Regions from separate parts of the Homo sapiens genome. Here region 2 is linked to region 1. A link is an interaction called in ENCODE POLR2A ChIA-PET data of the cell type or tissue named here. Cell type or tissue: PC-3. All regions are shown on one strand.

Evidence for each region. Peaks named below come from ENCODE experiments on the same cell type or tissue, not always from the same donor. Only the 100,000 strongest peaks of a DNase experiment are listed, where the experiment ranks them.
Region 2: POLR2A ChIA-PET joins it to region 1 with 14 read pairs; 5 of 35 experiments call an interaction of 5 or more read pairs at or near these places.

The regions. Positions count from the first base shown.
Region 1 is chr3:57,329,690-57,332,189 of GRCh38, reverse strand. The region is part of intron 62 of DNAH12 (dynein axonemal heavy chain 12); the gene reads left to right. Among named protein-coding and RNA genes, the nearest start is that of ASB14, 38 kb to the right of the region's middle. In PC-3, a CTCF peak has its summit at 898; no DNase peak of the experiment used is centred here.
Region 2 is chr3:57,269,682-57,272,181 of GRCh38, reverse strand. APPL1 (adaptor protein, phosphotyrosine interacting with PH domain and leucine zipper 1) reads right to left here. Exons shown (of 22, transcript NM_012096.3): 22 at 1-2,500. The coding sequence ends at 2,495. The region is part of intron 10 of ASB14 (ankyrin repeat and SOCS box containing 14); the gene reads left to right. It overlaps LOC105377102 (a long non-coding RNA gene), which reads right to left. Exons shown (of 3, transcript NR_135535.1): 1 at 2,431-2,500. Among named protein-coding and RNA genes, the nearest start is that of ASB14, 22 kb to the left of the region's middle. In PC-3, no CTCF peak of the experiment used is centred here; no DNase peak of the experiment used is centred here.

The DNA.
Region 1 (2,500 bases):
AACCATGTTCATACATCTAGTTTAAACTTTGAGTAATGTTAAAAAATTATTCATGACAAATGTTAAAGCAGTAAGGAAGACTTTGTTCAAGACTATCACAGTAGGAAAGAGAGCTCAGGCTTAGTTCGAAATACAGCAGAGACAGTTGGGGATTTATAGTCAAGGAGCAGGGTGGGGGGAAATTACTAAGAAGAGACACCAAGGGTAGGGGGAATTCTTGCTACCCTGACCTAACAAAATTCTTGCTGAAAGCAGGCCAGGGTGATGAGATACCACCTGGGAGATGGCAGGGTATGAGGAATTTGATCAGATATGGAGGGCGATCAGATGTAGAGGGTAGGGGACTCTCACTAAACTGGCTAGCAGGGTTCTTGCTACAACTGGGCTCTTGAAGACAAGGCCTCATAGAAAAAGGGGTTCAGAGGAGCCTGTCTAACTAAGGTTTGTTTGAGGAAAGAATCTTTACCAGTAAGTCACTTCACCTACACCATGAAAAATATGAAGGTTTTGAAAGTGATTGCAATAGTCCCTTCGTTTCTTCCTTCTTTTTTTAAAAGAAAAAAATTTTACCGTTTTAGTAAAGTCTCACAAGGAACATTATCTAATGCTCTGTCTCTGGGTAGATTTAAACAGAGGCCTACATAAATGTTTTACTCCTTACCCTGATTCCCAAAGACCTTTGTACTTGGTTAATATTCATCTCATTCTTGCCTGATAGTTGTGTGTGCATATGTGTCTGTGTATAGACATACACAGTGACTCTAACTAGAGAGTCACTTTAAGTCCCTGGAACCCCTAAATAATGGTTTATTCATTATTTTATCACCAGTAGCCTCCCTTGTTCATGACGAAGACTTAATAGCTATGTATCTGGGAACACCTGCCTATTTGCACTTTACAGAATGGCTCCCCTGATGGGCAGTAGAGATATTGTTTCAATACCACATGTAGGGTTTTTGCTTTGTCTGCCGTGTTTGGAAGCCTGTGCTTATATACCATAGCCCTTACCCCATTAGAATGTACAATAATTGTCTGCTTACTTTTTAGGGTCTCCCACTAGACTGTGAGCTTCTTGAGGTCAAGATTCATGTGTTATTTTCCTCTGTATCGCCAGGATTTAGAGCAATGTCTGACAGATGGTAGAAGCTCAACAAATGTCTATGAATTAAGTTGAATTGAATTGAGTTAAACTAAATGGAATTAAAGCCTATATTATTCAGGCCTTCTACTTGTTTCCCTCTGTTCTCCAGAGAAATAAAACAACAGGGGAGGGGAATTGATTGATTGATTGATTGATTTTCTGAAAGGAATTGGCTGGTGTGATTGTGGAAGCTGGTGAATCTGCATGGTAAGCTGGCAGGCTGGAAACTCAAGGAGGAGTTGATGTTGCAGCTCAAGTCCAAAGGCAGTTTGCTGGCAAAAGGTCCTCTTCCTCAGGGGAAATCAGGCATTTTTCTTTTTTTTTTTTTTTTAATTATTATACTTTAAGTTTTAGGGTACATGTGCACAATGTGCAGGTTAGTTACATATGTATACATGTGACATGCTGGTGCACTGCACCCACTAACTCATCATCTGGCATTAGGTATATCTCCCAATGCTATCCTTCCCCCCTCCCCCCACCCCACAACAGTCCCCAGAGTGTGATGTTCCCCCTCCTGTGTCCATGTGTTCTCACTGTTCGATTCCCACCTATGAGTGAGAATATGCAGTGTTTGGTTTTTTGTCCTTGCAATTGTTTGCTGAGAATGATGGTTTCCAGCTTCATCCATGTCCCTACAAAGGACATGAACTCATCCTTTTTTATGGCTGCATAGTATTCTATGGTGTATATGTGCCACATTTTCTTAATCCAGTCTATCATTGTTGGACATTTGGGTTGGTTCCAAGTCTTTGCTATTGTGAATAGTGCCGCAATAAACATACGTGTGCATGTGTCTTTATAGCAGCATGATTTATAGTCCTTTGGGTATATACCCAGTAATGGGATGGCTGGGTCAAATGGTATTTCTAGTTCTAGATCCCTGAGGAATCACCATACTGACTTCCACAATGGTTGAACTAGTTTACAGTCCCACCAACAGTGTAAAAGTGTTCCTATTTCTCCACATCCTCTCCAGCACCTGTTGTTTCCTGACTTTTTAATGATTGCCATTCTAACTGGTATGAGATGATATCTCATTGTGGTTTTGATTTGCATTTCTCTGATGGCCAGTGATGGTGAGCATTTTTTCATGTGTTTTTTGGCTGCATAAATGTCTTCTTTTGAGAAGTGTCTGTTCATGTCCTTTGCCCACTTTTGGATGGGGTTGTTTGTTTTCTTCTTGTAAATTTGTTTGAGTTCATTGTAGATTCTGGATATTAGCCTTTTGTCAGATAAGTAGGTTGCGAAAATTTTCTCCCATTTTGTGGGTTGCCTGTTCACTCTGATGGTAGTTTCTTTTGCTGTGCAGAAGCTCTTTAGTTTAATTAGATCCCATTTGTCAATTTTGGCTTTTGT
Region 2 (2,500 bases), 60 kb after region 1:
AATGCATTGTAGAAGTAGGCAGGCTTAATATCTTTTCTTTTTAAAAAGGAGTTTTGTTGATTTCTAACACCATTAAGTGTAAGTCTGAATGTGAGAAAAGATATCCCAAAATCGAATCCAGTTACCCTCAAAGCATCTCAGAACTAGAAGGGATTTCAAAGGAGGGTAACAATCAGCTTTACCACTAGGCAGAAACCCATGGGCAGCCTTTAAATAACAAAAAGAGCTTATTAAAACAGATACTTAAATCTCTGCAGTAATGGAATAGTTCATATAGTTCAACAGTAATGGAACAAAAGCTGAATCATCTAAAATTGTTAAACCCACTCATAACTTCTATTTAGCATTGGAATGCACTTCGATCTGACCTATGGAGATGATGGGTTTATTATTGTAGAAATTCCTGTGAACATGACTTAAAACGAACTACAGGTCTGTCCAGCATCCCTAAGTCTGCCAGTGCCTTAACTCTAGCCTACACTATGACCCAGGGTGCTGATAAAGGGCAGCACTTGCTACCATGCAAAGCACCAGCTTAGTAAAGCTGCCTCCTAATGATGAACACCTTCCTTGTAGAGTAACAGATTTCATCTGAACTAAGTGAGGTGACAATTTGTAGTATAAACAAAAGACTTAATGGAACAGAAAGCTCCAGTCTCCAAAAGGTCTTAAAAACAGGACTTGCCATGACTACTTAAATGCTGGCAACAGAATAAATTCCAACTTTAACAAAACAAAAGAACTGATACACTATTGTGAAAGCATTCCTTTTGGTAAGCACAAAATAAACTTTTTATCAAAAGTATTTCATAAATTTCTACTTTTTTACTGTATGTTTTGGTAACATAAAGCATCAGTAAATAAACATTACACCCATTTGGCACATGGATAGAAGGAATATCATGATCCTATATATCATTATCCTATTCCTACAGAAAACAATGTACATATACAGTGTGAAACAGCTGAGTTATATTTTGAGACCTAAAACAGATGCCATTTCTAATGCAGAACTAAGAAGAAAAAACTGTATATCAAAGAAAAAAAAAGGCTTTTTCCCTTGTAAAATTATTAAAGTCTTAGTGGCTAACCTCTTGAAAAATTTGTAAATGTGTGACTATGTAAAGTATTTTACCCACTATATTAACTTTGTATATATATACTTTTTCATGTGAAACACATGAAAACATAATTTCTATTAGCAGTGTTAAAAGTGATTACAGAAAAAAAATTAAGGTTTAACATAAACAATAGGCAGTAGAGAAATGTTATTTTAACCTTGGCACCAGGTTAAATCCTTCCTTGGTCAACTTCTCCTATACTCTACTAGGCATTCAATTCATTTTCAATCTTTCACAAAATTGGACCTTTTACTCATTTGAAGAGTAGACATATTTACAATAATTAGTGCAAATTATTCTATTATCATACATTAGTTATTTGCCTTTGTGGATATAAAGTGGTGATTCAGTACTTTATCAAAACATGGCATTATGAAAATACTGGGAATATATCAGTCTGAAATTTAAAAGATTACATTTTCTAAACTAAACTCTGGGAATTTTTACTTTAAGCATGAAACATAATTGTTATAGAACTTCTTTTGAAATGTCACTTGACTTTCAATAAAAACTATTTCACACAATGCAGAAAATACAATGTATCATTCCATAGCAGTATCTTTACTTGTCAATCCTAATCTAAAATGTATTGAACAAAAATCTTTTAATAAATTCCAATATCTTATTTTTAACCACTACTGCTCTGCAGCAGTAATTGAAGTCCCAACCTGAGAACTAAGAATGTGATAATAAAATGCCAAGGGCTCTATCAATCTTGAACTGAAGACACTTAAGCTTCTTTCCTACTGGCATCAAGTGCAGTACATTAGAGAAATGTGAGCAATCCCAGAAAGTACCCTGAGATCAACAGTACCACCTGCCACAATTTGAAACCTTAACTGTAAAATCTCTGTTCTAATTATTTTATAAAAGTTCTATTGCACATTTAATATTGTTAAAATATTTGCAAACTTGTAGAATTCTCTGTATAAAGGGCTTTAAACTTATTCAGCTAAATGCTTCCTCATCACCAGCAAAATGTTCCTAATGAAAGAAAAGCATATCCATGAATGTCTAAGCCTGAAGAATAAATGATTTCTTATGGACACAGCCAATTACAATGCAAGAATTAAAAGTTCACAATTTGACGGAAAAAATTCTTGAGCAAATGTAATTCCTCAGCAGTCTGCTTCAGGGAGATGAGCAGGTTTCCTTTAGATGTTAATACATAGTACATTATGTTTAAGGGGGAAAAAAGATCAATGCAAACCTAAGTCATCAAGTTCAATCTTTTTTTTAAAATGTAGCTACAACAAATAAGCAAATATAAAGCTTAATCTCCTCCTTGATATTTCAACATAGTTGTTACCTTCTGCCATTTCACCATAGAAACTGTCAAATTCCAAGGGGGAATATCTACCAAAAGTATAAGCTTATGC